Regions from separate parts of the Homo sapiens genome. Here region 2 is linked to region 1. Evidence: read pairs that join two places in POLR2A ChIA-PET (ENCODE). Cell type or tissue: A673. All regions are shown on one strand. Each heading gives the region's core, and the rest is flanking DNA. Links, peaks and the distances in the headings are about the cores only. Region 1 overlaps LOC105373454 (a long non-coding RNA gene). Region 2 overlaps LOC105373456 (a long non-coding RNA gene).

The links. ChIA-PET counts read pairs that join two places held together with the same protein. Peaks named below come from ENCODE experiments on the same cell type or tissue, not always from the same donor. Only the 100,000 strongest peaks of a DNase experiment are listed, where the experiment ranks them.
Region 2: POLR2A ChIA-PET joins it to region 1 with 9 read pairs; 2 of 35 experiments call an interaction of 5 or more read pairs at or near these places.

The regions. Positions count from the first base shown.
Region 1 is chr2:18,519,050-18,535,129 of GRCh38, reverse strand. It overlaps LOC105373454 (a long non-coding RNA gene), which reads right to left. Exons shown (of 8, transcript XR_001739302.1): 8 at 1-13,788. Among named protein-coding and RNA genes, the nearest start is that of RDH14, 34 kb to the left of the region's middle. In A673, for the core only: no CTCF peak of the experiment used is centred there; no DNase peak of the experiment used is centred there.
Region 2 is chr2:18,591,784-18,607,863 of GRCh38, reverse strand. The region is part of intron 2 of LOC105373456 (a long non-coding RNA gene); the gene reads right to left. Among named protein-coding and RNA genes, the nearest start is that of NT5C1B-RDH14, 10 kb to the right of the region's middle. In A673, for the core only: no CTCF peak of the experiment used is centred there; a DNase peak (open chromatin) is centred at 8,093; H3K27ac peaks cover 865 bases.

The DNA of each region.
Region 1 (16,080 bases), core at 3,604-11,603:
AGAAAAACATATGAGGAGGCACAGAGACGTGGCCTTGGTGTGGCAGGAGACTGAAGACGACAGAGGACCCTGGAGAGATGGATGAAATCAATATCGCAAAAGGTCTGAAGGGCATGTGGAGGAATGTAAAGGGGACCTAGACTTTTAGACAGTAGGGCAGATCAGAGCTTTCTTAGCATATGAATGGCACAGTTGGCACTGATTTCAGATAGATTACAATCACAAGGATAGGGTATATTAAAGTGGGGACGGTGGTGACAGACCAGCTAGTTAGGAGATTGGTACTCTGATCTAAGAAAGAGCTAGTCAGGGTTTCTGCCAGCCTCACAAAAATTGAGAGAAGTGATAGCTACTCTAGGAGAAGAATTGACAGCTCAGGAAATTTACCAGATGTGGGAAGTCAGTAAGAGAGTAGAGGCTAGAAAGATTTTAAATGGGATTAAAATAACAAAACTGATTCTTGGCCTTTGGCACGTAGGCATCCCCTTGGCACCTGGCCCACCCTGAAACAGGGCAGAAGAAACTCCAATAACCTCAGCCTTCTCTGGAAGACTTAATTTTCCCAGACCAGTCTGAGGAGAGACTAGAAAGTGACCACTGGTGCCAAAGGAAGGATCTATCTAGGCCTGAGGCAGCACAATGATTTCTCTTCATTCACTCATCTTGTTAATCCTTTCTTAATCAAACATTTATTAAGCAGCTTCCATCTGACCTCAAGTAACTTGGTGGAGGAAGTAGGAAAGTAGATTTTGTGGGATGAATTTTGTCCCTCTAAATTCATATGTTGAATCCCTAACCCTCACCTTAGAATGTGACTGCATTTGGAAATAAAGCCTTTAAAGAGGTAAATAAGTTAAAATGAAGCCATTAGGGTGGGCCCTCATGTAATCTGACTCATGTCTTTCTAAGAAAAGGACATTTAGACACACACAGAGATACCAGGGATGCACACAAAGAGGAAAGGCCAAGTGAAGACAGGGTGAAGCCGTGGAGAGAAGCCTCGGAAGGAACCGTCACTGTCGACACCTTGATCTTGGACTTCCAGCCTCTGGAACCATGAGAAAATACATTTCTATTAAGCCCCCCAGACTGTGCTATTTTGTTATGGCATTTCTAGCAAATGAACACAATGGATGACTACAATTTGTAGTGATGAATTTGATACAGTTGAAACCTGGTACAATGGGGCACAAAGGGAATCGTGATCAATTCAGCCCATGAGATCTAGGGGAGCAAGAAGTCCTCAAATGAGGTTCTGAAGGATGAGCAGGAATTTGCCAAGCAAAAATTGAAGGATGCCATCCTAGGCAGAGGAATTTCTGCTTTTGGCTCCGCAGTTTGTCGCTCCATATTAGTCCTGTCCATTCCCAGGGTCTGTTTGCCTCAGCTCTCTTCCAGCTAGACCCTATTTTCAAAAAGAGCACGAGCTCTGTTCTTTCTCGAGGCAACTCTCTGCTTTGCCTGATGCTGCTTGGCTACATCCCGAGCAAGCTGCCTTCAAGAGTTTGTAAAATCACTGCTGACAGCCACAGCCCACATGGCCCTGCCAGCACAGGCTCCTCCAAATGGCCCTTCATCCAGAGAGCATTGACCTAGTCTCATGGATTGGCCCTGCTTGAAACGCATGCCTTTTTGTGCACCACCATGACCAGGGAAATGGTGGTGTTCCCTGATTGCCAGGGCAGCCGGGGTGACCATAGCAACTCTGTGATTGCTGCTATCAGAACCACATGAAATGGGTTTAGGAAAGAGGAGCTCTCTTATCAAATGTAGAAGGAATACCAGGTAGACAAAAGCAGCAGCCGTTCATTGCAGTATTATTTTTACTGCCATTTAGAGAAGAGAAAACGGAGGCTTGGAGAAGAAGTGGCTTGTGAGCATTAAACATTCATTCATTAATTCAGCCATAAGTTATTAAGCACGTACTATATGTTAAGCACCATGCTAGGTCCTTGGAATCTATTAATGACTGAAACAAACAAACACTTCTAGTTTTATGTAGATTGAACTAGAGGGGAAAGTGGCATCCAAAAAAAATAAAATTTACAAATCAATTAATTGTATACCAAGAAGGTGATCAGGGAAAAAAATCAGGGAAGGAAAAGGGGTGCAGACAGAGATAGTAATAATTTCACAGGGTGAGTCTCATTAAGAAGTTTATATGTAGGCAGAGACATAAAGGAGGTGAACCCATTGGTTAGGCCAAGGAAGAAGCAATACAAGGGCCATCAAGTAGGAGCTGCGTCTGGCATTGTTGGAGGACAAGTAGCCAGGAGGACAATGTGGCTAGAGAAAAGTGAACAAGGTTAGCATATGAGTCAGGGTGATTGGAGCTTAACAGTTTTCACCTTAGGTGGCTTGGGTTTCTACTAAGAACTTAAAAGGACCTCAGGCCAGTGCTTCCAAGGACGTAGGCTGCCATTAAGGGAAGTGGGGAGCCATCGCAGGATTTTGAGCAGATCAGTACTTTGATCTGATTCAGAAGGATCACTCTGACTGCAGGGGTGAGAATGGACTTCTCCGTATTTTCAGTAGGAGAAGAAAGCACACAGCTTAAATCCAGCCCTGGCTTTCTCTGACTCCAGAATCTCAGCACTTATCCTGTGGTGTACAGGGAGGGCCTGGAGCCCTTGAGTGTGGAAACTTTTAGACAGCGAGACCCTGAGGACTTAGCAAGGCCTGTGTCCTGATAACCCCCATCTTCCTACCTCCAACCAGGTAGAGGGCATTTCCTAACCAGTATTTCATACCTAGAGAATCTTTCGAAAAGTCTCCTTGCCGACCCCCATCTCTGTGTCAATGAAGAGATTTTATGGGCTTGTTTAAGAACCCCATTTGCTTTTTATACAGATTTTTTTTCCCAGTCTCTTTTATACCCAAGTGATATTTTTAAATTAATTTCATTGAAAAAGATATAATTATGAAGCTTGCTTATATAAACTGTACATGCAAAGATTCTCCAAGCCTCTCCTTCAATGTAGAGCTCTTTTGTGGGCAAATGAAGCCTCCTTCTGGATTATATTTCTACGTCCAGGTTTGCATAATTATTATTGCTAAAAATGTATCCCTTTTCTTCAGGCCTAGCTCTCTAACCTTAGCAGGCAGGATGCTCCCAGAATTGGGCCGGCCCTCTGCAGAGGCCTGGATCTGAGGGAGGAGAGGTGGGCCAGGCAGAGGTAAGCAGGGAGAAGAAGGGCATCCCAGCTCTCTGAGGACTGACTGACCATTAGCGTTACCTTGGCTGAGTGGGGCTGAGCAGGGTATCTTCCTCTCTTCTGACACTGCATCACCAGCACCCTGTGAGGGAAGCTCAGGACCTCTGGAGTTGGGAGATACTTGGTGTGTGCGTAAAAGCAAAGGCTCTAGAGCCAGAGACCTGGGTTCCAGTCTCAATTCTTCCTTCACTAGCTGTGGGTCACCAGGCCAAGTGACTTAATCTCTCTAAACTTAACTCGTCAGTGTGCAATATGACTATATATGGGATAACATGTATAAACACTCAATGTGGGGCTTAGCACGGAGTAAGAACTCTGAATATTCACCATGTCAATATTCATTTAGATGCAAAAGATCTGAACTCAAGCCCACCCCTGTCCTTATAAAGCCCACCCCAGTCCTTTATAAACCTGGGCAAGTTACTCCCTCTTCTGAGTCATTTATGAAATGGAGTTAATGATTCCTGACTATCTTCCAGCATTATTTTGGAGTCTGTATGACATCATAAATGTGGAAGTACCTTGCACATTCTTATCGTTACAAAGCAAATAATCTCAAGGGCTTTGGACTTTCAGAAGCTTCTGATCTGGATAAACTGACAAAAAAAATATGCTTCACAGACTTGGCACAGTTATTTATAGCCTGGATCCCCTAAGCTGTAAAGTATTTCCTATGGGGGAGCATGCAACAGGACCCCTTGTTTTGGTTTTACTAATGAAACGGGTTTCATATGTTACCTGAGACCTGTAAGAACCACCTGAAACATCCTTGCCATCTACTGCCACTGCACTGCCAACATTTAGGATACGCTTACCCACTGCCATGTAGTTCAGGGGCAAGGGTGGGAAGAATTGAATAGCAGATGGGCAGAAGGCAGTAGAGTGAAAGTGAACGTCGGTACCAAAGAGACCTCCAAGGGAGTCGATGTCAGACAAGCACATGTAAAATCCCCTTCAGGTAGCTGGTGTTGCACAAGGGTGGAAAGAAATACAAAACCATAACCATAATGAAAATAGCTAAGGTTTTCAGAGGAAGGAGAACTCACTGGGGTCCGTATGAAAAGCCTTCCTGGAGAAAATCAGAACCGAGAGCAGCTGGAGTACTGGGAAAATAGAAGAGAACAGCAGGAAGGTACTAAAATCCGAGGCCATCTCTATCCTTTGGTTTTTTAGGACTAAGGGACGAGACTACTCTGGTGCTTTCAAGATAGCCCATCTGAAGGAGCCACTCCTGAGATTTAAAACTGCAAGAATGCTTTGGTCAGACCTGTGATCCAATGGGCTTCAGTGGGGGTTTGCAGGAGGCAGGACTTGTTGTCAGCCTTAATTTTGGTAAAAACACCCACTGCCCAACTCTTCGGCAATGAGTAGGAGAACAGCCCCTAACATTTATGAGCCCTTACCATGTGCCCTTAACACTTGTGTTAGTTGCAGGTTCTCCTTCATTTACAATGGGGTTATACTCGGATAAAACCATCATAAATTGAAAACATCCTAAGTCAAAAATGCTTATTTTCCACCAAATATTTTCGCTGTACAATGGTTTTGTCAGGACATAACTCCATCAATGTGTATCACTTTCGCACCACAGTAAAGTAAAAAAAAAAAAAAAAAAAAAAAAAAAGTAAGTGGAATTACTGTTAAGTCAGGAATCATCTGTAATTTCAGATTCACAGGAATGACATGATAAGGTCCTATTATTGTATTAATTATTTACTGCTATATAATGAATTACCACAAATTTTAGTGACTTAAAATAACACACATCTATTATCTCAAAGTTTCTGTGGGTCAGGAATCCAGGTATGTCTTGCCTGATTCCTTCAGCTCCAGGTCTCTCACACAGCTGCAATCAAGATATCAGCCAGCTCACAGTCACCTCATTTCAACTAGGGTAGGGTTCATTTCCAAGCACACTCAGTGGCTATTGGTAGGTCTTAGTTCCTTGCTGGCTGTTGGGCAGAGGATATCCTTGTTTCTTGCCATATAGACCTCTCAATATGGCAGCTTGCTTCCACATAAAGAGCAAGGAAGGGAGACAGCAAGATGGATTTAAATTGATTTCAGAGTCTTTTAAAACCTTATCTCACAAGTGACATCCTGTCACTTATGTGATATTCTCATTAATTACAAGGAAGTTACTAGGTCCACTCCATGAAGGGAATTGCACAAGAGTATGAATACCAAGAGGCTGGGATCTTTGGGGGGACACCTTAGAGGCCTTTCTACCATAAATATGATCTCCATTTTACACAAGAAGAAATGGAAGCTCAGAGAGTTTGGAGAACTTGCTTTAGGGTCTCATAGCTAATAAACTGGAAGGAGGATATGAATGTGGGTAACCTGAATCCAGAGTGCCAATGCCTTTCATCAGGATGCCCTCCAAATAGCATGAACTGTGCTGTGTGGAAGAAAGGCTTTCTTCTTCAGCTATTACCACTGCTGGGGGGGCTTGAGTTAAACCCAATTTATTGTGCCAGAGAATAATCTGTACATCTTGCCTGCCACAACTCAGATTCAGATAGCAATAATTGTGGCCCTGCTGGAGCACAGAGTAAAGCACTCATTAGAGAAAATCTTGGCCTTTGGAGGATGGAGACATAGAAAAAAAAAAAAAAAAACACTGAGTGCCTAGCTGGTGCCACCTCAGGGTCTTGGACTTTCATCCATGTGGGGAAGCATTATCCCCTTATTTTCATGGGGCTCTCTCTTCTCATTCAAGCTTCTGCTTCAGGTTTTTCTGTAACCTCTCCAACCTAAAACATCTGACATACCCATCCCTCTCTATTTTATTTTTTTGTTTTATTTTTATAGCATTTCTTCTGATTTGATGTCATTTTACTAATTTTGTGTTAAACTGATGATGCTCGGTCTTCTTGCACTGGAACATAAGCCTCACGGAAATCAGACCTAGTCTGTTTTATTTACCCTTATGCCCCTAGAACTGCATGCAGAAGGCTCTCAATGGATACTTGTGGATTGATTTGCCACATATATAGCAGACTAAGGGTTAATTGGTATTTAGGTTGTATAAATAATACATTCATAAGGAAGAGACAAATATCCAATGGAAAATCAACCAGAGATGTGAACAGGCATTTCCAGAAAAGGAATCCCGAAATGCAATGAGCTGGAGAGCCCCATTAGTAATCAGAAAAAGAAGATATAAATTTATTTCCAATTGACTAGCAAAAATTAAATGGTTTCACAACCAAGAATTATCAAAGCTAGTGATAAACACAAACACTCACATACTACTGGTGAAAATGTAAAGTGGTTCATCTACTTTAGAAAGCAATTTGGCAATATATAATTACATTAAAAATTAGCAGCCTGTATGGTCTGCAATTCCTCTTCCAGATGTATATTTTAGAGGAATTCTCAAAGATGTGTACAAGAAGACATGTGCAAGAATATTCATTACAGCATTGTTTTTAACAGTGAAAAGTTGGAAAACATTCAAACGTCCACCTATAAATAAATACAATGTACTATATATATAAATTATATTCAGCTGTTAAAAATAATGACCCAAACTATAATACAAATCTCAAAAACATGTTGACGTCCACTTCTGGTTCTGATGCAGTAGCTGTAGCAAACCACTGTTCTAGCTGAGAACAGTAAGAAAAACATTAAAAAAAAATTAATTGTCTTGAAGGCAGCAGAGAGCTGCTGAGGCAGCCAGGAGGTTAAGCTGCGTGCACAATTTTCTGAACTCCACTTTGATGCCTGCATTGGCTAATTCTTTGTGCAGGGGCCTGGGAAGCCTGGCAGAGGACAGTTGCTGAGAAATCTTAAGGCACTGAGCAGAGAAACATTGGAGTCTGCAACTGCCAAGGCACCTAGGACTCCAGGGGCCACAATGCCAGGGTGACTGTAGACTCAGGGAAATGACGCAATAGTCGATGGGCATCTAATTATAGAGATATCTGTAGCATGGTATTATTGGGAGAACTAATTAAAATGAATATGCCCAATGTGATGTCTTCTTGGCAGTGACTTTCCCTGCAGGAGGCAAGGTGGCATGATGAATGAGCCAAGGATGTCAGGATGGTGCATCTTTAAGAGATGCATCGCTGGGTAAATCCTATGTGAAATTGTCTAGAAGTAAAAGTTGTGAGTTTAAATCCCAATTCTAATCTTTCTTTTTTTGTTCCATTTCCTCCCCACAACTTCTATGTTACTTTGTATATTGTACCATATGGTAGAAAGTTGGAGGAATTTAAAAAGAGTCTGTAAAGTGCTCAAAATTGGAAATTACTTAAGTTTTCAAAATGCATAAAATTAATGAGAATTGCATAATAATCAATAGTGCTGAATTCATTTTAAGCTTTGTTTTCACTACTGCCCCATGGCAACGGTCTCTTTGTTAGCACGCACAAATCTGTCACCAGCCCATTCTGTTGTTTACCAAAAGGAGTTGGCAGGGGGTCATTTTTGTCACTACTCAGTGTTCTTATAATTAAATTTTTTTCTATATCTTATATCAATGTCACCCAAGGGTGCATTAAGTAGTGGAAATAGTGCTTTTGCTGAAAAACATTTCTGAGAATAAAAACATTAGGAAACAGGATTAGATGTGATAAAATACTATGATGAGGACCAAATATCTGCCAGGATAACTCGAGCAGTTGATTTAGGAAAACACTACAGATAACCTCATTGAACATGAAAAGCTCTATTAAACAGACATCTCTAAATTTTCAGAAAATCCTTATTGGCATATCCTATATTTATTGTTATAAAAGTAAGTTCAAAAGCAAAAACAAAAAAGTTACACTTTCTAATGGTACTTACAGATTTACAAGTCTCAAAAGTGAAATCTATCCTTCTTTACATTTGTGCCTGTAAGAAAATTAGCTTTGAATTATTCAAATGTGTAATTATGTGAAGTTTCCAGCAATGAATCATTTGTGTAGAAAGGGACTGTCTTGCACTGACCTCCACAGAAGCTCTCGTAGGCCATAGTTCTCTGTGGATGGCCCGTCTTCCTACCTAAAGACATCCTGAGAGCAGCATCCAACTCCCCCAGCCTGTGCCCTCCCAGCGCAGGGGCCAGGGAGGTTTCCCACAATCCTCTCTCCCCTAGGGCAGTTGTTGGGGGTCTGTGGGGCCAGGATTGCTCCCATACCTCCCAGAAACCTCACCCTGGGCCTAGGGGACAGGCCTAAGATTGCAGGGCTTCTGATGAGACTAATACAATGGGCTGGCTAAACCCTGAATAGTTAAAGTCTAGGAACTCGGTAAGGCGGTGAAAGCTCGGTGCAAATGACGGCTGCCTTCCAAGTCTTGATAATTTCAATACGTTTCTCAAACTTTGCAGAGAAGTCCGGCCTCTAGCCAGACTCTCACGATAACCCAAGGCAGCATCACCCTTGGATGTGCCTTTGCCTGGAGTCTCAGTCCCCAGAGCATGTGAAGCAGGTTGAAGGGTGGCAGACAGCATGGCCTAAATGCCACTAGGAGCAGGGGGCTTCAGCATCCCCGTCACAGCCTGTTTAACAAGTTCTCACTTTGGGCCTCAATTTCCTTACATGCAAAATGAAGCTTGCATTAGATTATTTCTGAAATTCCACCTTTTTTTTAATGGGCGTATGAAAATAAAAAGAAATTGACTATCCACCATCTCCCCCCAAAAAATTTGAACATAAATTTTACAACACACCAAACCCACAATAACCTTTCCTTCCCTTAGTGCTGATCCCTGCTACCTTGAGTTTAACAATGCTCAGAGACCTTTCCTGTGCTTTCTGTTTTATGATTTGAATATGACAGAGTCCAGAGGAAAGGAAGAAAATGTCTCCCTCTTCTCAGGACTATCCTTCTGTCTCCACCTCTCCAGCTGTGAAATGAGAATAACAATCACTACCATAAGGAAATACTTATCTCCAAGGGATATGGGGAAAGTTCATGAGATAATGGCGCCTGTAGCTGCCAGAGGAGGAGGAAGGGGAGCAGGAGTCCCTGACACCACCCCAAGGGGTGGTAGCTCTTTAAGGGTCACAGGGAATCGCTCCAGGGGCCCAGGTGGGAGCAAGATGGGAGTGTCAGGAGCGTAGATTTGCAGCTTGGTCTTATTATTACTATTGTTATTATTATTATTTTTTAACTTGCTGGGTTTTGGTTCCTTGCCTTTCCTTCTCCTGCTGGAAGATTCCGGAGTTAGAGACCCCAGGAACTCCTGTCTTGACATTCCCTTTTTCAGTACTTCTATTCCTGTCTTTGGGAACACTGTCAATATCCTGGCAAACCATTTGACATTTTTCCCCAGCAAAGCTGTTTCTGAGTCTGCATTCAAAGAGCAGACTTTCTTAAAATTAGAATTTGGTCCTGCTGCCCTTCAGCAATTTGAGGTATCCAATCCAGGGTTGAGACAGGCCAGTTTTATTTTTAGGTGTGGATAGTGCCTTGCTGTTCCCCACAGAGAATCTGAATCTTTTTGGCCTGTGGCCACACACTTATCCTCAAGGCCTCACCATGGCTGGGCTGTGTCAGCTCACACCTGAATCATTGCCTTAGCTGCTACCCAGTACCCTCCAATCTCTCGGTGCTTCATCCATCCCTCTGGGTGCCCTTCCGGCCCCAATACTTTTATCAGCAGCCTTCAGCACCTCCCTAGTCAAAGAATCAACTCACAGCTACCTATGCCACATCTGTCTGGGATTTTCAAATACAACACTTTGCTTTTTCATCCTGATGAGCTTTTGAGGGCGGTAGGCAGTCTTATTATTGTTTCAATCTTAAAAATTAGAAAAATGGGGTATAGAGAGTAGTTTGCCCCAACTCAGTGTTACAGATGGAAAGCCAGAGAGGAACCCTAGGACGACTGGATGGAAATATAGGGCTCTGTGTATGCTTGATGGGCTTTCTTCCTTTCTTGGTGATTTTCGGCCTTCACTGAGCATTAGAATCACATATAGAGGACTGAAAAATAATAATTGTTCCAACTCATTCCCCCAAATCCTGTCTGATTCAGCAGGTCTGGGGACTGGTATAGGCATTTTCAAAATGGTGAGACTGTGGTTCTTCCTAAATTGAAAACCACTATCCTCTCAAGTAAAGACCTAATCGTCTTTTCTAGCCTTACCTCCCATGTTATCCTTATCCAGATACCAACCTTGGGTCAGGCCAGGCTGGTAAATTCATTGTGTCCTGGATTTCTCTTGCTCTATCTGGCCTGTGCTCCTTTGTTTCTATGAGATCCTCTGCCTAGAATGTTCTTCCCAGTCCTCTATCCCTACCCAAGAATTCTCCTGCCAGGGTTCAATTCAATCCTGCCTTTTCCAGGAAGGCTGCCATGAATCTCCACGGCCATGGGGATTCGCCCTTCATGGAATCCTTAGTTTACTCATAGCCAGGAGGAATTATTTTGGCATTTATCATTTATTGCCTTATGTTGCTACAGATCTGTTTCATGGGTTACTCTTATCTCTGCAGAGGGACTGCAAGAGTCACAGAGAGTGTGAGAGAAGGCAGAAAGAATGAATAGAGGATTCAGAGTCAAGAGTCTTGGGTCTGACCCCTGACCCAGCCAACTATTGGTGACATGACCCCGAGCTGATCATGGTTTCCTTACTGTTATTTTTGCTATCATTTGTTCACTTTGTCTTAGAGTTTTAGTGGTCTTCATTCCAAAAAGAAAATAATGTAGGAAACCAACAATTTCAAGATTCTGTATCAAAAAGCACCTAGCAGCATTCCTGTAATCTCAGAAGCTCTCAGTATCTTGCAGGTCTCAATCTGAGACCTAAATCCAAGCCTTCTGTCCAATTCTGTTCTAATTATACCATACTAATGTGAAGACTTGGATTTTCTGAAAAAAACGCAACTTAAAAAATGTGATTTTTCGTCACATCCTAAATGCAAGGAAATCCCAGGTCTTCACCTGTAAATATGTGTCGAACTAAAGAATGAGCAAATGAAGCACAACTGGAGTTCTACAGGAAACACGCGAAGAGGAAAAAGAGAAGGAATGATCACACCTGACAAGGAAGGTCTGAAACGTCTTTGAAGATGTGACATTTAGCTGTTGAGGTTTTAGGACATAAATAATTTCTCTCTTCCTCTGAGGATTCAGAGTCAATTCAGTATGGGCACTAGGGCCAGAAGGAAGAAACTCAAACTATCAGTTGGTAACTCTGGATTGGAGAACAGGCCTCTTTCCCCTGCCTTTGCAGTATAAACCCTTATGAGGGCAGGGCCAGTCCCAGGCAGACGTTCTCACCCTTCCCACTACAGAGGGCATTACTCCTTCATGCCAGTCCTGCCCCCGTGGAGGGACTTGCCCTGAGCACGGGGCTTCATGACTGCCTCTAGACGGCAACCACAGGGAGAAAGTAAGTGGGAGCCAGGCAAGAAGCCCTTGATCTGCAGGCAGGAGGAGCCCTGAAGACGGAGGGATGGTGGAGCTGAGCTGGGTATGCTCAGGTTCTGATCCCAGTTACTCCTCTTCTCCTAGGAAGAGCGAGTCAAAGATGGAGTCAGGGGCTGGGAATGTTCCTCCATCTTTTCTCCTCCTAAAGAGAGTGGTGAAACTCTCGACTTTGCCTCTCCTCTCTGTGGAAATAGGAGGTACGGGTAAGCATTTCTCCCTAAAAATGGTCATGATGATAGCAGGCAGACATTTAAGGACAAAAAAGAATCAGAGGAAACTGTATGTATAAATTGTACATATGCATGCTTGATGTGTGAAAATGTGGAATATGTACATGGAAGGGGGTGCACCCTGGTGCATGAGGCCTGTGGTGCACAGAAGAAACTAGAAGAGAAGAAGGAAAAAATGATATTGCCAGATTTTGAGAGCCTCAAATTCCAGGCTTAGGAGTTTGACTTTGATCATCAGGCAGTGAAAATCTATGCCTTTTATTGGAAACATAACTCTAAAGCCTCTGCCTGCACCAGCATAGCAAGCAGAAAAACTGGCCTTAGCCACCCCCTCCACTTGACCTACTTGTGAGCAATCCTAGGTGGAGTCTCCTGGACTCCAGAATAAGATCATGCTGCACATTCACCTAAAATATATTGCAGGAATTCTGCAGCCAAATATCCTTGACATGAATACAGAAACAACAGAAATACAACAAGCAGATGACTGAGAATTGGACCCACTGGTGGGGATTTGGAGGTGGCAGAGTGCAGCCTGTGGAGTGTTTGGCCCTGAGGGTCACATCATTCTGAGGACAGGGCAGAGCTGCAGGTGAGCACTTAGTGAGGGTCAGAGGTAGCATGCAAACATGAGCTTTGGACTCATTAACTCAAGTAAGAAACAGCACTGGGGGAAATAAAGGCTGACCCATCAACAGAGGAATTATATTCAACTCTGGCGAGAACCACGCCAACAGTCCAAGCAATTTAAGAGATGTACTTAACTAGTGTGAGGAGGAGTCCTCTAATTTCTGTCTCCAAATTGGATAGCATGGACTCTTTACATTTATTCAGCACACTGCAGTGTGTGAAGCCCTTTCACATAACATTACTCATGAGTTGTCACAAACAGCTCTGTGAAGCAAGGAGAGCTAGGGGAGTACAATCCCCATTTTAGGAAACTGAAGCCATGAGTTCCATGAGGAGGTCTCAACTCAGGCCAGCTCTCCCTCTGGCTCCACTGTAACCTTGTGGTTTTATTGATGGGGGCTTTCCTTGAGGAAGAGGATGCAGGAGTTGATCTGGCTCATCAGTCTGTCCCCCTGTGGAGGTAGAGGCCTGCGCTAGAGAATATTGTTATGGTCCTTCATCCTGTAAGGTACCATCCACACGTACTATTTCCAAAGTGACTGAATTTGCTTAATCCAAAGTGGTTAAGTAGAATGACAAACAGAGATGGGGTGTTAAAATTAGGGTTAACTGACAAGATTAAGAACGTCCTATACTGCTAGATTTATTTTCCTCCTTTCCTGGTCTTTTAAATGGGCCTAAAATATATAAAAGTGGATACAGAGATACAAATTGGTAGCTCTAGGGCCAGAAGATGTTTAAACTAGTGTTTTAAAAAGCAATAGTTTGAACATCAAATTCAAGTCATGTACCTTCCAGTTTGACAAGGTTTGTACCATTCCCTATTGTCTTATATCAGACCCACTTTTATTCCTTCAGTCAGTCAACAACAACTATTTACTCTACGCCTGTTCTGAGCCGGGCGTTCCCCCATAACTACATTTTCATTACCTGCCTGGGCCCACAGACACTTGAATAACTGGTCTCCACCCTAGACCACAATCGAGGGGAGCTCATGTTTGACGAATGCTCCTTTATTCCTCTGAGCGTAACCTCCGTACCTGAAGTTTACATCACCTCGAAGCTAGGGTGTTGTAACTAATGTTCACCCTGGGTCTTCAGAGATTGGTTTTTCCAAAGACTCTGCTGCTTTTCCTTTTAAAATCCCAGAGCCAGAGGCAAATGGTAGGCATTCCTCTCCCCAGAGCCCAAATAGGTGGCTGAAACCTGGAAACTTTCAGGGACTTGCCAAAGGCCCCAAAGGTAGCAGGGAGGCCTCCCGGAACGACTGGTCCTCTTGATTCCAAGCCCAGAGGTAGATCTCCTGTCCTTGAGGGGCTTTGGTTTCAGACCCTGCCTGAGAGAACAAAAGAGACTTCAGTTGTCACATCGACACAGCCCCGAGCTGCTCTATTTTCTAACTTGGCTGGCTTTCCCCGTGTGCTGTTTCACATCAGATACCTCCTCCCCCCACTTTCCTTCAGATGATTGGTTGAAATTAAATATCCTGAAATTACATTGAAGGGGGGGGGCGCTAATACAAAATTTTAATCAAAATACAAGCTTAACAGTTCCCAGCCTTTGAAATGTGAAGCAGACACTGGGTCCGCAGGGATGCCCCGACATGTTCTCAGGTGTGAAGTTAGCCAAGGAAGGGGCCCATTCTCTGAACATGAGAATTGCAAGTAAACCAGCACATTGCAAACTCAGGATTTCCAAATGAGGCAGGGCCTTCTCTCCCTTTCCACAGCGTGCATGGGCAGGCTGGCCCAGAGGGAAGTTCTCACTGAAGACACTGGAGGAGAAAGGGTCCCTCGTGAAAGGGTCTGGGGGTTCTCCCTGCCCCACCTGGCTTTGATCCATAGGTATGCCATCCAGGGCCTGAAAGCTCAGGAAGGAAAGGACTGGATAAAGGAGCTTGCAGGGGAGGCAAAACCCCTGATATAGCAAGAGCCACTCTGATGGAATGAGGCAGACATCGGGCGCCCTCTGGTGGCACATGCCCCACCAGACAACACGGAGGCTTTCTCCCTGGATTAACTCTATAAATAGAAGGATGATTTATTAAACAGATTTGAGGCTCATTTGAAGCACTGGGCCATGATTGCTTCGGGGCTCAAATAAGGAGGTGCTTAGGACCCTGCCTCTTATGCAAACACCTGGACTCACTTAGCAAGTCACTAGCATGATCTACATTACAAGTGCATCGGACACTGTTGGCTCAGCCGTTCCCAGCCAGGAGATGCCAAATTCCTCATATATAAAAGGAGCTTTAGTAACTCAAGCAAAATAAGCACACTTTTCCCCCCACTGCCTTCCCAGAGACCTAGGCGGCAGAGTTTCTGTGAGGATACACAATACCTTGTTACAAACCATGTAATGTTTTAAAAAGTATCTATCTGACAGCCTTGGCTAAAGCCAGATCTTCTATCTCGATTACTTCAATATGTCACATCCATATCGCACCACAGCGTCCAAGCTTTCGGAGCCAAAGCCTCTCTGTCTTGTCCAACCTTCCCATCTGGAAGCAATGAGCTTAATATTCTGGCTCTCCCCCCGTAAAAGCTATGTCACAAAAAAAGTAGCAGCCTGTGAACTGCTTTAGCCCCCCAAGACACACCAGAGCTCCTCATTCTCTGCAGGCTCTGTTCAGTCACATTTTAAGGCCCTCCCCTGCTCCTCCCCTCCCTTGCTGCCCCTGTCTTCCAAACAGCCTGAGATGCTCAGCGCAGTACCAGGAGGACAGGAGTGAACTGACAATCATTTATACTTTAATCCTCCTTTACGACATTTTGAGGGATGCAGCTTAAAATATCATGGAGGCTGACAGACTCCCTCTGGAAAAATGTGTCTGCTAGAGAAGAAGCATTGCCTTACAAGGACCCTACTGTTTCTGGTGACCCATCAGAGACCCAGCTTTGAAGCCTGTCTTGTACCACGTCTCCCACTCACCTTACCTTCTCCAACACTGCCGGAAAGTTTCAGTTCATGGTGACAATGACCTTCCCTATTGCATGTGCCTTAGTCATTCATTGATTCACTTACTCATCCAATTTGGATTGACTACATGGCATGTCCCTTTCCATGTTCTCTGTTTCACTGCAATGTCAAATGAGTCCCTGGCTCCCAGGAGCCTGAGTCTGTGAGGGAGACCAACCCCACTCCAGAACCATCAGATGAGTGTTCCTCAAAGCATGTTTCATGGGTCACTGCTGCGTGGGAACCTTTTGGGTGCCTGTGAAGCGTGCCTACGTCGTGGCCCTTGCCCAGGCCTCCCAAAAGAGGATCACTGGACGCCAGGCTTAAGAATGTGCATGTTTAATAAAATTCTCCAATAAGTAATTTCTACACACATTAAAATCAAGAAACCCACCGAGTTAGGTCAGATGAAGCAGCAAATGATGTTGCGCAAAATGCGAAAAGAGACCGTGGGTACGGAAGACAGAACTTGGGCTTTGCCTGGAAATGATATAATGCCGCTGCTCGGTCCCAAGTCCCTAGGTTTTGGAAGATTGGTGTGAGTGGAAGTCACCCTCCAGCGGAGCACCTAGGACTTTGGCTCCTTGACTGTTCTCCTTCGCCTGGAAGCTTCTGGGGGCAGAGGCCAGCTTTCCTGTGTTGAGTTCTTGGGAAGGGCCTCTGTGTCCTG
Region 2 (16,080 bases), core at 3,603-11,602, 73 kb before region 1:
AAGCCACATTCTCTGCTCTGAATATCCATCACTCTAGTTCCAGCAGGGGCTAGAACAACTGAATTTACCAGAAACCAGTTCATCAAGCTAAGACTAGAGCTTTCTAATTCAGAGGGAAACACTCCCAGGGAGGACACTTAAAGAGATGCCAGGCTTGTAAAATTAGCTGTATATGCTCCATGTTAATTGCCTTTGCAGGCCTCTTCCTGTCCCTATCCTTGTTGCACAGTCCCAAATAAAACAAGAGCAGCAGGGAATCTAAGCGCCCTCATTTCCAAAGCAATCCTAATGAAATATGTGGGAGCCCAGAAATCCTCTCCCACTCTGAGAGCAGACCCAGCTGTATGGCTGCACAGTGAATAAAATGGAAAAGAGTTGAAGAGACTCTAGGAATATGACTTTCCAGCAAAAGGAAACCAGCAGAAACAAGATCTTTAGATAGAGACATTCTTTGCAGTGAGAAATAAGGAAAATAGGAGGTGAGTGGCATCCAGGAGGTAGCCAGATTATGCAGAAGGTGGCAAGCCCATTTTCACTCCAAGTATGAGGATCATTCATTGAAGGGCTGAGGGATGAGAAATGACATAGCATCATTTATATTTTACAAGGATCACTCTGGTTGCTACACGAGGAAGAGAATAAGTGATGGAGAGCAAGCTGAATTAAGAATTAGTGAGAGCATATAGGGTAGTTATTACATTAAGCTTAACTAAGAGATAATGGTGGACTAAAGTAAGAAAATAGCAATAGAGAAAAGACAGTATTGGTGGGATTCTGGATATATTCCAAAAGTAGAGTTGACATAACTAGTGGATGAATTTATGTGAAAGAAATCAGGTGGGGAGGCTGACTTCAAGGTTTTTGACTTGACAGACTGGGTGAATAGAAGTGTCACTTACTGAAATAAGGAATATTGGAGAAGATGCTGATTTGGAGGTAGAGATGGTGCTAGATATCAAAAAAAGTCTATTTTCAGTTTGTTCAATTGGGGATGCCAATTCAACATTCATGTGTAAATATTGTATAGGAAGTTGGGTTTCTGAGTCTGGAGTTAAAGAGCGAGTTCGGGTCTGAAGAAGTATCGATGACATTTAGAGCCAGTGCCATATATGCACACAAGGAATGACTATAGAAAGAGAGAAGTTGGTGGACAGATTATTGCATCTTTCAAAGCCACAGATGAGGTAGAGGGTTATGGATAGAAGATGCAACAAGAACAGCCAGTGATTTAGGGGGGAACCAAGAGCAAGTGGCCAGCAAGCCAAGCAAAGAAAAGTGACTCAAAGAAGAAGTGAACATCTGTGTCAAATGCTGCTATTAGGTAGAATAAGATGGGGGCCAAGGTTGACCAAAACTGTCCCAGTAGAAATGTCCCCTCTTAAAGTCTGAAGATATTTCAACAAACCTCTTCTGAGTTGTACTATGTGTCAAGCACCACACTAGGAACCAAGGACAGAGATCAGTGAGACATATCTCACTATAAAACTCCAGCAAGGTGGTTTCATAGTCTAGCAGAAAAACTGACAAGTAAATAGGAGCATGCTTGGCTCCTGCTGTTCAGTCACAAAAAGAGCTTAAGAGTCAAACTGATTAATTATACATCAAGTTCACCCTGCAACTGTCCTGCTTGCACAAAGTGAGGATGAGCACCATTGTCCAACAGTCTGAAATCAATGCCAATTAAATGCAAAACAAAAATAGGAATCATTCTCTCTGCATTCTAATTTTTGCAATTTAAATAGCCTTTACTTTCAAAAACTATTTGTGTATATACACACATACATACGTAAACACAAATATATGTATATGTTGCATTTCTTTGCAAAGCCGATGATACCCTTTTGTGTGTTTCTCATATTTTCTTTTAGCCCCATCTTTTGTAATACCATACCTCTATCACTTGCCTTAAGAGCCTGCGGAAAGCTTGTTTCCAGTCCTCTTCACCCAGTCCGGCCTCTCTGTTGAAATTTTCTTATCTATCTAGACTGATTGTCTCCAAACATACTGTAGCTGGAAGTTTCCATTTAACTAACTCTATAGTATACCCTAAGAAGCAGAGATCTGAAATAAATAACTCTTAGCCACTAAGAATAAGCTTCATTCTTTTTGCTTGTGTTTTTCACTGATACTGGCAAAAAAGGGCATTTTTTCCATAAAGAACAATGCTTGGAAGATCTTCAAGAAATTGAAAAGCTGTGTTTCCAACAGCAGGATTCTTGTAATGACAATTTGTAGATCAAGTCTGTTCTGCAAGAGGCTAAAAGTCTGGGCTTTCCACTGACATAGATGTCCACCTCCCTGTATTCTCCTTCCTTCATGTGAGTGCGAGGTGGAAAAGAATGTTTATCTTGGTGATCACTCTGTGCTCTAAGAGGGAAGCAACTAAACTAAGATGGTGCTGTCAAGCTACTTTCTCTTCAGAGAAATCAAAGAACTGTGCTTAAGGGGCAGGTAGTCATTTTAAGATGCATATGGTTTTGCATCTTAAAAGGACTACCTGCCTCTTAAGCACAGTACTGGGGAAGGATGTGGTCCAGAGTCAGAAACTGCAGTTGAGTCCCAGGGCTGCTACTTACTAGAATTACTCAAAGGAACCTTGGGCAAGGGTAGTGTGAATGACAGCTTCCTCATCTATAAAATTAAACCCTACCTACCTCTTAGGGCTATTGTAGGAGGATATAAATGAGATAATGTGAGTGAAATATTGCACAAACCATGTTGACCCCAATAAAAGCAAGCATTTACCACTGTGAGCTCCAGCTACAGAAAGTCAGTCTCAAGGGATCTTTCTCAAAGCATGGGCAAGAAATTATGATTTAAAAGTAATGTTTTTTCATATAAACATCTTTAGTGATATATATTTGCACCAAACAGATATGTGACTCTGAAAAAAAAATAGGACCTGGTATATTCAGTTTGTTTATTTTATACCACTCGTAAGGAATAGCAGAGTTCCTCTCCCCATAAAAGCTCTTTCTAATCAATAATACATTTAACCTCAACTTTAAAGAACGATTTAAATTAGCTTGTGATTCTCAAGTTCCTTCTTCCCGGAGAAGCTCTACAGAGTAACTTCCTAAATATTGCTTTTGTCTGGGCCAAATCAAACTGCAATGCCAGAAAGACACTACTGCACAGCTGCATTATATGACAGTGCCATCAAAACAAAATGGTGAAAACCAGAGCCATTTTTATTAATAACAGCAGAACCTAATTTCATTGGTTTTAATTTACCATTTTCATGTTTTACAATAACATTATCCAGATATAAATTGTTATGATGAGAAGCCATTCACTAGAGACCCCCCAAAAAAGTTATAACTCTGCTTTTTTAAAAAAAGACATTGCATATATCAGTGAAGGACACACTAATAAAGATTGGTCTGGAATATTTCTCTTTATGACAATTGACTTATCAGCAATAGTCACTGCAGCAGAGTTGGAAATTACATAATTGCCAGAAACTGTAGATATTTGACTTGGCAAGAACCCTAGGTTTATCTGATTTATTTTTGTAAGAATTGGGCCCCATGGATATTTAGAAATGTTTCATGAAAGAACAGTAGAATGTAAATGAAACAAGCAAAAATCCTCCTTTCAAAGGCTGCATTTAACTCCGTCGTCACTGTTGTGATAACACAAATAAACCAAAGACAAACCTTTGGTGATGGTGTTGGGCAAAAGCACTACTCTAAATTAAAACATTATGAGCTACTAACATCTGGACATTTTCTCCCTCTTCATAGTCATTCTCATCCATTTTCTGTGTGTTGTTTATCAGGGGGCAATGCAGAATGTGACACTGAGCCTCAGTACATATGCACAGTAACAAGGCCCACAAAACACACAGGGCCATATTCATGGGCTGGCATATCCTGACCTCTGTCTGCACTCTGTGAGGAGTCCGTCTATTGTTTACCAAGAGACAAGTGCTTTGCTAACCTCAAATTTTGTGCTCCTGCCTTTGTTTCTCCAGTGCCTGGCACAATGATTGATACAAAGTTCTCAATGAGCATTTTGCTATTGAATTAAAGCAAATGAAAAAGGTAGGCAGACTATGAAAAAATGAAATAACATAAAAGAAAGCAGTGAGGTAGAGTAATAAGAGACAGAACACAAAGACCTGGTTTCAAGTCCTAGTTCCAACATCAACTTGCTGCGTGACTTTAGATAACTTTTTCTTTCTAGGCCTCGGTTTCCTCATCTCATTTTACAAAAGTTCATCTTTTTTTTCTTTTTGAGACAGAGTCTCACTCTGTCACCCAGGTGGAGTGCAATGGCACGATCTCAGCTCACTGCAACCTCCGCCTCCCGGGTTCAAGCAATTCTCCTGCCTCAGCCTCCCAAGTAGCTGGGATTACAGGTGCCGGCCACCACGCCTGGCTAATTTTTTTGTATTTTTAGTAGAGATGGGGTTTCACCACATTGGCCAGGCTGGTCTTGAACTCCTGACCTCAGGTGATCTGCCTGCCTCGGCCTCCCAAAGTCCTGAGATTACAGGCATGAGTCACCATGCCCAGCCAAGTTCATTTTTCTTGATAGTATCTGAAATATTATCTATTCAATTAGCCCATATAAAGTCTGTTGTCCCCCCAGAAATGTCACACTTCCTCCCCAATACAATAAACTACATTTATATTCACCATTGCATTTACTTGATAAGTTCACTCATTTTGGTGATGTCCCTCTAGAGAATGTCACCTATTAGCTAACTTTTTGGCTGTGTTACCTCACAGCTCTGACATCATCTTATTTCTGATGTGCACCATCACATAGCAAAATGAAATTTAAGTTTTAAAGTTAAACTAGCCAGAGTTTGGATTCTAGTTCCATAATTTTCTCAGAAAGTTATTTAGCTTTTCTGAAATGTGCATCTGAAAATGAGATTACTATTTCCTTCATCACTGAGTTGTTGTAAGGCTTAAATAAGATAAATACATAATGTAGCCATCTAGCACCTAGCAGGTTCTCAATATATGTCATAGCTTATAATCTATCTGTTGCCACACAGATCCTATTGCAGAAATGCATGTATATTCCCCTTCGTTCCTATCTCACAGCTTCCCAGCCTGAGATCAGGCTTTAAAATGAGTGAGTTAAACAGATGCTAGAGACAGAGAAGGTCATTCATTTCATCAGTTAGTCACCCATCCTTCATTCCTTCAAAAACATTTATTGAGGCCTGTGATAAAGTATCAAAGTAAAAAGTACAATTAAGGGTTTCATGATGTCACAGGAGAGCCAGACATATAAAATGACAACTGAAATGTGGTGGAATATGTTTGAAAATAGAGGAACACACATGATGTTATTGGAGGAGCATCCAAACCTGTTAACAGCTGCCAATAGCTTGGCAGCTATTTCAAAACTCTCTTGTCTGCATTAATGAAAGAGCTGCGGCAATACCCAGATCTCCCTCTTGAGGCTATCTTTTAAAGCAAGATAAAAATTTAATAAAACATTGACTTCCTTCATAGAAATATATGAGCGGGATTTTAATTGAATAATTATTTCAGACACCTATGTATATACAAGAACTACATTAAAAAGTTCTTTTAATGAAAATATATAGAACTTGTAGGCTTTTCATTACCATAAAAATGTTCTTGAACACAAATATTTCAGATAGCCACAAGATCTTCACAGTATATTCAAAGTAAATGCAAACACAGAAAAGTTGGGTTGGAATTGAAGGTACCAATATAAACCCATAGTATTTAATGTCATAGACAGGCAGGTAGATAAAGAGGTATGGGAATAAGTGTGTGTGTGTGTGTGTGTGTGTGTGTGTGTGTATGTGTGTGTGTAAACCAGAGTTCCATCCACTGACAGGGCCTAGAAGCAAAAAGAACACTTAACACCTACATATCGACTTCTAAATACTATTGTTCACCAAAAAAACTAGAGCTGTGAAGAAATGGCTAATTCGAGGATGTGAGAGAAAAAGTACAAGACAAGTTTGGAAAATTTTGTTATTCTAGAAAGTAAAAAAGTGCTGAAAGAAACATGGGGACATTTCAAAAGCAAGGGAACCCACTTGACAGGGTCTCCAATGGCCAAATCTGGGACAATTTGAGCATCTGCATAAATCACAAACTATACCTACTGAATAAATAAGAACCTATGAGTCCATACTTACAGAAATGAGTAAATGTGAGAGAATAGGAAGTACTTTACTGAAATAGAATACCATCTAATTAACATAAAAGGAATAATGGAGCTAGGAAATCATCAATGGAAGCTAAAACTACTGATGAAAGTTTGGTCAGGATTTACACATTTCATCACAATTGCATATTACTTACACAGGGACAATTAGTAACTGAGAAACTTGGAGGGCACAAATTCAACCAAGTCACCAAATAATATTAGGACAACTTGACATTACCATCCGGAACGACACAACATCACTTCAGTGGCATTCCTGCCCCAAATCCATAACCTGAATCCAATAATAAGGAATTGTCAGAAAACCCCAAAGGAGGGACATACTACATAATATTTTGCTTATAATTTCCAAAAAGTCAAGGTCGGCTGGACACGGTGGCTCATACCTATAATTTCAGCACTTTGGGAGGCCGAGGTGGGCTGATCGGCTAAGCTCAGGAGTTCGAGAAAACATGGTGAAAATCCTCATCTTTACAAAAAATACAAAAATTAGCTGGACGTGGTGGCACATGCCTGTAGTCTCAGCTACTCGGGAGGCTGAGGTGGGAGGATCACCTGTGCCTGAAAGGTCAAGGCTGCAGTGAGCCATGATTGTGCCACTGCACTCCAGCATGGGCTACAGAGCGAGACTCTGTCTCAAAAAAAGAAAAAAAAAATCAAGGCTGAAGAAATATACCAGTGATAGAAGACTAAAGAGATGAAAACTAAATGCAACGTGTGATTCTGGATTTGATCCTAAACAGGGAAAATAATAACTTTAAAGAACCTTATATTGAAGCAGTTACCAAATGTGAATATAGACCATAGATTTGAGAATAATATTACATCAATGTTAATTTTCAAGTTTGTGATAGCTACACTATGGTTATGTAAGAGAGCATCCTTGTTTAATAAATGCACACTGAACTATTTATGAATAAAAGGGCACATTGACTACAATTTGTTCACAAACTAGAAAAAACATCTATGTAAGAGGAAGAAAGAAAAAAAGAGACAGAGAAATTGAGTGGAATAAAATATAAACAATTGGCAAATCTGAGTTAAACAAATCTAAGAATTCCTTTTTATAATTTAATTTCAAATTATCCTAAAATTCAACCCTGTATTATTTATTTATTAAATGAACATAATTCCTGTTGTCAGTTAATGGTCTAGTAGAGAGAAAGATATTTAAACAAACACATGAAACATCTTATCAGTAGAGATTTTTACTCTCAGCACAGTTGTGGCCTGAAATAAGAAGTGATTACCTCCGTTTGGGGAAGTCAGTGCACCTGGTGTTGAAGTTTGTATCAGAAGCGAGAAGGGCAGGAACTAGACAGTGAGCAGGATGAGGGTGCAGATACAAGAAACATTACAGAAGATAAATCAGCAAAACTCAGTGACCAAATGAACAGTTTCATGGTGGAGCCAGGAGAGGCTTTGCATGCCTCTCCAGTCCTGCTCAGGTAACAGAGCTCACTGGAATAAGAAACAGAGGACAAAGAAAAAATTTTGGAGGTAGATAATAAGTCCAGTTTTGGACATGTCAAGTTGTAGGTATTCCTGGGTCATCAGGGCAGCACTCATACCTATATTTACTTAGAATATCCTCTGCCAAGCTCTAAAGGGGACTAATCAATTACTGAATGTGTTTTGGCTGAAAGTTGGAAAAATTCAAATAGGCATAGTCTCATTAGAGCCCAGGGTTGATGGAGATAGATAGGATTGGGAGTCTCATTTTATGGTCCTAGAAAGTGCCTCCTCAAACCCTTGTCTACCCTATGACACAGAAAGTCTTTCTAATTGGGAACACATGATTTTTTACTCATTCTTTTATTCATTCAGGAAACATTTTGTTGAAACACTGTATTAAACACTGGGGATGCAGAGATGAATAATGCATAGGCTCTGTCCTTGAAAGGCGTTCACAGATTAGTGGAAAAGAAAAACATAAGAACAAGTAATTATAACTTGGCAGGCCTGGGGCTTAGGACAGAGAATGCACAGGGTGCCAAGGAAGGGCCCATGGTAAGACGCTAGACATGCAATGCAGCTGTGTGTCTGATTTTTACTGGTATTAAGGAAGTCAAGCCAAAAGATGCTAGAGAGAAACAGGATGTGACAGGGAGGAAAATGCAGCAATCTGTGATTAATTTGGGATCTTTCCTGAACTAGTGATTGGGAGGATGGTGGTCCTGGCCACAGAAACAGAAACATAGGAGTAAAAGCAAGCTTTTTAAAATTTTACTGGACAGGAAGAAGTGGGAAGCCAAAGGAACTAAGTGGAAAAGAAAACAAAGGTCATCGATGCCAAAGCCAAACGTTAAAAAACTGAAAAATGTCACTAGAGTGAATTCTATCCGTTTTCATCACCAAAAATACAGAATCCAAGCTGGTCCAGACTTGGGACTCTACTCTGAGCTGTGCTGCACTGAGGACATTGCTGACCTACATTTTGCAACAATATCGGGGTTTGGGGGACCTCTAGGAACAAGCTGCTCACTCCTCAAATATAATAGCAAACACACATATTTTCTCACCACTGATGGGGCTTTTGCCAGGAAATCACACAGACCCAAAATAAAAAACAGGCCAAAGGAAAACAAACAGACAAGACACACAGTCTGTCACCCATGGGGCACTGGGGTTCAGGGCAGGGCCCTCCCTAGGTGGTCACAGGGTCCAGATAAAACCCTACCCAGAGTGCCTGAAATATGTTTATGCAGGTGAACCGGGAGGCAGGGAACCTGGGAAGACGATGGTTACTGAGTGCCTGTCCTATGCCAGGCATTGTGCTTGATCCTTCACATTCCTCATTTCCTTTCTCTCTATGAAGTCACTATTATTATCATTCCTATTTTACAAATGAGGAAATGGGCTGTGAGGCTAAGCAACTCTCAGAGACACATAGGAAGTGGCAGCACTAATATGAAAAGCCACATCTGCAGAGTATGAAGATGTTTCTTTTCTTGGCAACATGTTGCCTGTCTCAAGGAGGTGAGCATGCCACTTGGGAGCTCCTGGTGCCTGAAAGCTCCTACAAGGACCACCCCCACACAAGAAATCCCTTGGTAACAATGCAGGCAAGGTGTGATTAACTGTGTGTACGTGCAGATGCCTTGAGCCTATTTGTTTGATTATTTTTCTTTCTTAAAAGCTACCTAATAGAGAAAGTCTCCTCATCCCCTCAGTCCCTTTCAGATCATAGGTTCTCCTAGCAAACTGATAAACTCCTGAAGAACCTAGGCCAGAAGTTATTTTCCTGCGTTGTTCTACTTAAGGCCTGGCCCTGGACAGCAGAAGCATTAGGACATCATACAGAACCAGTCAACACAAAGACAGCTTCTGTGAGATCCAAGACATGATCGCCTAAACACACCACGATTCCAGGTGCAGCAGCTTAAGTGCCTATGTAAGTCCTACTTAGCACCTGTTCATCTGGCTGGCGTGGAGCAGGAAACTGGATTATTTTCCCACTTTTGGATGAGGCATAGCACACTGATTAATGATGTGAGGGAGAATGAACCAAAGACAGGAGTTCTGCACACAAATGTCTTTCAGGAAAGCTATCACAGGCATGGGGAAAGAAAGGTGAGCATTGTAAGGAGGGGGTGGCAGACAGCATTTGGTTGATTAGGGTTTGGTTAATGCTGGTGAGTGTCGAACATTCCAATTCATGGCTATTACTAATGGGAGAAAGGGGTTATTTGTTAATTTTACTTACTAAAGTGAGTGTTGAAGGCAGGATGGAGGGGAAAAGGTGAACATGCACCATTTTGGCTAAGCCTAATAAAACGTGGAAAAAATTCCTCATGATTTTCTTAAAAAGAGGAAGACATCGATTGTGCACTGGCACCAAGCTCCCTTACCTTTATGAGGAAGTGGTCATCAATTTCCACTTAGCCTGCCCAGTTTTCAAGTCCTTTGGCCATCTTCCAAGTGACCTATTTCTTCGTTCATCATGCAGATTTTTGGTGGGATGTGTTATAAAGAACTTCCTGTGAACTTCCTAAGTGCTTTTCTTTGCATGACCACATTCGCGTTTCACAAAAAAATTGTAAGATGTGCATAGGCATTTAATTCCTATTTTACAGATGAGAAGATTGAACTTCAGAGCCCTAATCTATGCAAGTAAGTGGAACTTTTATTTTTCAAGACCTTATATTTTATAGAGCATCTTTACATTTGAGACTACCTTCCCCAGGATATTTTTAAAAATTCTTTTCTTAAAGTACAAGTGCTTTTTACTTTTTAAAAATTTTTTCCCAATCCATCAAAGGCGTTCTATCTAGTGTCCATGGACAGAGTTCTCTGGTGCTCTGACTCCATAGTGACCCTTGAATCATGTGGATGGTCAAGATGGACTGATTCAAGAACTATGAACTTCAAAGAAAACTTTTTTATTCGCTGATGACTTCTGAGAGACATGCTCACCTCTCTGGATAAGGTTCCCGGAACTTGTATTTTTCAGCTTTGACCTACATGAATGGAATGTTGATGTAACTGCCATCTGGGAAGAGGCCAGTAGATACACACTGACCTCTAGTCGATATTTTGGACAAGGGATTTTCACTTACCAGCATTTGGCAAGAGTATTCTGCATATGCACCATGAGCAGGGCCAAGCTCATGAGAAGCTGCTCCTTTATCATGATCTGAGACCTGTAGAGACTTTTAGAGTGATAGGGTTTGGCTGTGTCCCCATCCAAATTTCATGTTGAACTGTAGCTCCCACAATTCCCACGTCTTGTGGGAGGGACCCGGTGGGAGATAACTGAATCATGGAGGTGGTTTCCACATACTGTTCTCCTGGTAATGAATAAGTCTCACAAGATGTGATAGTTTTATAAAGCGCTTCCCCTTTCACTTGGCTTTCATTCTCTCTTGCCTGCCACCATGTAAGAAGTGCCTTTTGCCTTCTGCCATGATTGTGAGGCCTCCCCAGCCACATGGAACAGTGAGTCCATTAAGCCTCTTTTTCTTTGTAAATTGCCCAGTCTTGGGACTGTCTCATCAGCAGCATGAAAATAGGCTAATACATAGAGATACAGTCTCATTGGATGAAGCTCATACTTAGAAACTATAATGACTTTACTTATCCAATTTTTTGACTATCCAATTAATTACATAGGATTCCAGATTGGCCTATTGTTAAGATAGGTATAAAAGACCAGGCCACTGTAGAAGAGAAAGTATGATTAAACAACTGTCACTTCACAACTTCAGGCAAGTTGTTTCACTCTACACTGCTTGGTGATTAAAAAGTACTAAACAGTATAAAATGCAATGTGTCTAGCATGTACTCAAAAGTATTATTTCTTATTGTCCTTATTTTCTTAACATGAAGATTTCAAGCCACCCCATGGAAGCAGCATTCCAAGAAGATAGCCTTGGAAAGCACTGCAAGCCTTGGGAGCCCTGGGCTCAAGGACTCACATAATGTTATTTTCTCTGCATTATATTAGTTAAAGCATATCACAAGACAGAGCCAAATTCAAAAGATGGGAAATAGAATCCAGCTCCCAATGGGAACAGCTTCAAATTATTGTTCATGACTCAACTCACCATAGACCCTAACCACAAACCAGTACTTTGGGTCAAGCACATTATATGTGCTACCCATTTATTTCTTCCTAAAAACCCTCCAACTAGGTATAACACCCATTTCATAGACATAAAATAAAAAGATTTATTGAAGTTAAGTAACTAGCCTGATGTTAAGCAAGTGATCAGTAACAGAGTTGGTTTTAAAACTCAAATTTATTTGACCCCAAAACCAATACTGTTACTTTAGTATATGTAGAGACCAACCATGAAATACACTTCCATTTCTACAGAAAAGAACTAAGAAAGATATACCACTTTATCCTTGTGCTTACTTTTAGGACTATCCCAATGAAGACATCTTGAGTTTGTAAACTTTCTCTGAGGTGTCCATGTGCTCCTACATCTGTTCCATGCCCACATCAACAATCACAGACCTCAGAAAGGTGCAGGAGAAAGTACATAACTCCTCCAAAAATATCCACACACGCACATCCAGGGGACTTAGTGACAGGCTCTAACACATCCATACATGTTACATTTCCTAGTCTATACTTTTAAAAACAGAATATATCTTCAAATCAAGTGCCCATACTAGCCCCAGATAGTCCATATGCACTGAAACAGATAATGGTGGTCACCAATTTGCAAGCCTGGGTTTTATTTATTTAGTTCCCTATTTTGAGGATTCACTTAGGCAAAGTCAATTAAATGAGTGTGGAGGACAAAATTCTAAGATGATCCCTCCAAAGACCCTCACCTTTGTATAATTCCCTGCCCTGGGAATATGATGGGGCATCACTCCCATGATTATGTTATACATGGCAAGAAAGATTTTGTAGATATAATTGAGCTTACTCATTAGTTGGTTTTGAGTTAATAAAAAAGAGATTATCCCAGTGGGCATAACCTAATTATCTGAGCCCTTTAAAAGGAATTTTTTTCTGACGGATAGGATTCAGCACAAGGAAGATTCTCCACTAATGGGATGGAGGGGGCCATAGAGCAAGGGCCTGAGAGTGGCCTCTAGGAGCTGAGGGTGATTCCCTGGTTGACATCCAGCAACTTGGACTTCCGTCCTACAACTAGAAGAAACTGAATTCTGCCAACAACCCAGATGAGACTGGAAGTAGATTCTTCCCCAGAGCCTCCAGGTAACAGCTCAACATGGCTGACACCTTGATTTTACCTTTAACAGATTCTAAGCAAAGAACCCAGGTGAGCTTCCCCAGACTTTTAACCTAACAGAACTGTGTGATAACAAATGCACATTATTTTAAGCCAGTAAGTTAGTAGTAATTTGTTACATGGCCATGCAAAATTAATACAGCAAGCTGATCTAAGTGACAGGTGGAGATGATAAGAAAATGTGACCCTTTCCCCTTCTCCACAGCCTTTCTGTGAGCCTCAGGAATTATGCACCTATGCTGACTAATGTTAGGCCTGATATTTCCAAAACTATCCACCCCGTGACCTAGACTGAGTCCAGTGCTAATCACGTTAAATTTTCTAAGACAGTCTTGATTTGAAATATCACATTAGCCCACATATTATTAAAATCTGAAAGTGTAGTTACTGCTGCCATGGAGTATCTAGTTATTGGTTATAGGATCACAGCAATGATTTTTTTCAAAATTTTATATTCATAATTCACTAAAATATAATGATAACACCTATCTATTATTGTCAGGCACCTTATTATACTGTTAATAACCCTCACAGCCTGTATGAGAAGTAGATGTAACTTTTCCAATTTTGATGGCAACAAAACTGAAGTCTGGATGGAGTAAGTGATCCAAACATACAGACTAGCTAAGGTAAGATTTAAACCTAGGTCAGTCCTGCTCCAAAGTTCAGAACTCTACTGGGTAGTGATGCATTGATCTGTAAAATGGGTTATGAAGAAAGTAAATTAATGATTACTCAGGGCTGGGCAGGGGATGGGAAGATAGGGGTTGTATCTAGAAGATACTGAATTTATTTTGGGGATGTTGAAAATATGCTACAATTCATCTGTGTTTATAGTTGCATGACTACAAATATTTTAAGAACCATTGAATTGTACACTTTAAATGGGTGACTCGTATGGTGTGTTGATTATATCTCAATAAACCAGGATTTTTTTAAGGCAGTGAAAGTGTTTTGTTGGGGAAATCTAGATATATGAGGCTTGCAAAGGAGGCAAGGAATGGGAGAAAGACTCGGTCATGGAGTCTTGGATATCATACTAATTTGTTTCTTGGGGGAAAAAAGGGTTCTCCAGAAAGGGTTTTAAATAAGGGAGTGAAAGAATCTATTAGTGTTTTAGAAAGATCTCTTTAGTGGCTATATAACGATGGATTTAAGAAGGACACAATAGTACAGTTGAGGAGATTGGTGAGGAGACTCTTGCATAGCTCACTGGAAAAGATGAAGACTTGGCAAAAGCTAATGGAATGCAAGGGTGCCTGGTGTTTGAGAGACACTGCTGAGAAAAAAGACATGCAACTTGTAAGAACCTCAGATAAGGGAGAGAAAGGAATGTAAGACTGGGGTTTCTACCTTGGGAGTTCAGCTTCTTGAGCAGGTGCTGCCTCCCCTTTGTGGAATCTGGGAAACTGGACCCAAGGCAATGTGGGGAGAGGGAGGAAAGAAGGTAGGTACCTTAGAAATTCTACTGAGAGCCTAGGGCTCAGCCCTCCAGTCAAACACAAATGATACTGATACCTGGGTCTTACATTCAGAGATTCTAATTAAACTTGTCTGTGATTGTGACCTGGAAAGATCCGAGGCACTGGGATTTTTAAAAGCTCTCAGGTAATTGTAATGTGCAGCCAAGGATGTGAACCTACAACTTGGACAGTTCCTTTCCAGCTGAGGCAGTCAGAAAAGGACACAGATGTTGCTGGTGAACTGCTTACAGTCCAACCAATCAGACAGGGCCCTATTGAAAAAAGGTGAGGCTTTGTCTTGAGCATTGGAGTCTGACAGGCCCATTCTAGAGACTGTTTCACTAATGATAGTCTTTACTACAAGAAATAATATTTAAGATGGTAGAGGATTATTTGATGTTGTTCACATGAAGTCGATGGACCAGCTAGAGCTTACCTGTGAGTATGAAGAATTCCTAATTATTCTGGCTTAGTGATTATCAAAGTGTGGTGCTCAGTCCAGCAGTATCAGCTTTATCTGGGAACATGTTACACATTTAGGTTTTGGGCCCTATCCAAGTCTACTGAATCAGAAATTCCGGGGGGAGAGGCCCAAAAATTTGTGTGTATGTGTTTTTTAAAAAATTCATTAAACTTTTTAAAATTTTTGAAATAATTGTAGATTCATAGGCAGTTGCAAAAAAAAAAATACAGAATGATCCCATTACCCTTTGCCCAATTTAGACATCCTACAAAACTATAGTACAATATCACAGCCCAGGTGTTGACACTGATACAACCAAATAAAAAATACAGACTTTCCGTCACCACAGAGATCTTTCATGTTGCCCTTTTCTAGTTACACCCACTTAACTTCACCCACCTCGTCATGCTGGCAACCACTGACCTGTTCTCCATTCTATAATTGTTGTCATTTCAAGAATGTTATACAAATGAAATCATATAGTATATAACTCTTGGGGACTGGCTCTTTTTTTACCCAGCATAATTCTCTGTGGAGTCATTCATATTATTGTGTGTATCAATAGTTTGTTTCTCTGCATTGCTGATTAGTGTTCCATGGTATGAATGTGCCACAGTTTAACCATTCTCCTGTTGCAAAGTCACTTTAACAACCTCTCAGAGTAATGCACTGATGCACTCTCAGGCTTGAGAACCCCTGATCTCTAGAAAAAAAGCTTTAAAGGACAGGAAAGAAATACAGCACTCTTCTGGGTTTTCTTCCCATGCACTAACTTCATGGTCCTCCTCAAAGGCATAGGGAAATGACTTTTTAAAATTTCCACCATGGCCGGGTGCGGTGGCTCATGCCTGTAATCCCAGTACTTTGGAAGGCCAAGGCGGGTGGATCACCTGAGGTCAGAAGTTAGAGACCAGCCTGACCAACATGGTGAAACCCCATCTCTATCAGAAATACAAAAATTAGCCAGGCATGGTGGTACATGCCTGAAATCCCAGCTACTTGGGAGGCTGAGGCAGGAGAATCGCTTAAACCTGGGAAGTGGAGGTTGCAGTGAGCTGAGATCTTGCCATTGCACTCCAGCCTGAGTGACAGAGCAAGACTCTGTCTCAAAAAAAAAAAAAAATTCCACCACTACTGTTACCATAATATTCTGTATCCTGCTTATCACTGTTAAGTAAACGCATTTCTTAAAAGATTCATGTATTTATTCAACAAATATTTATGGAAGTACCTCCTAGTAACTATTCTAGGCAAGAAGAAAGCAGCAGTAGAA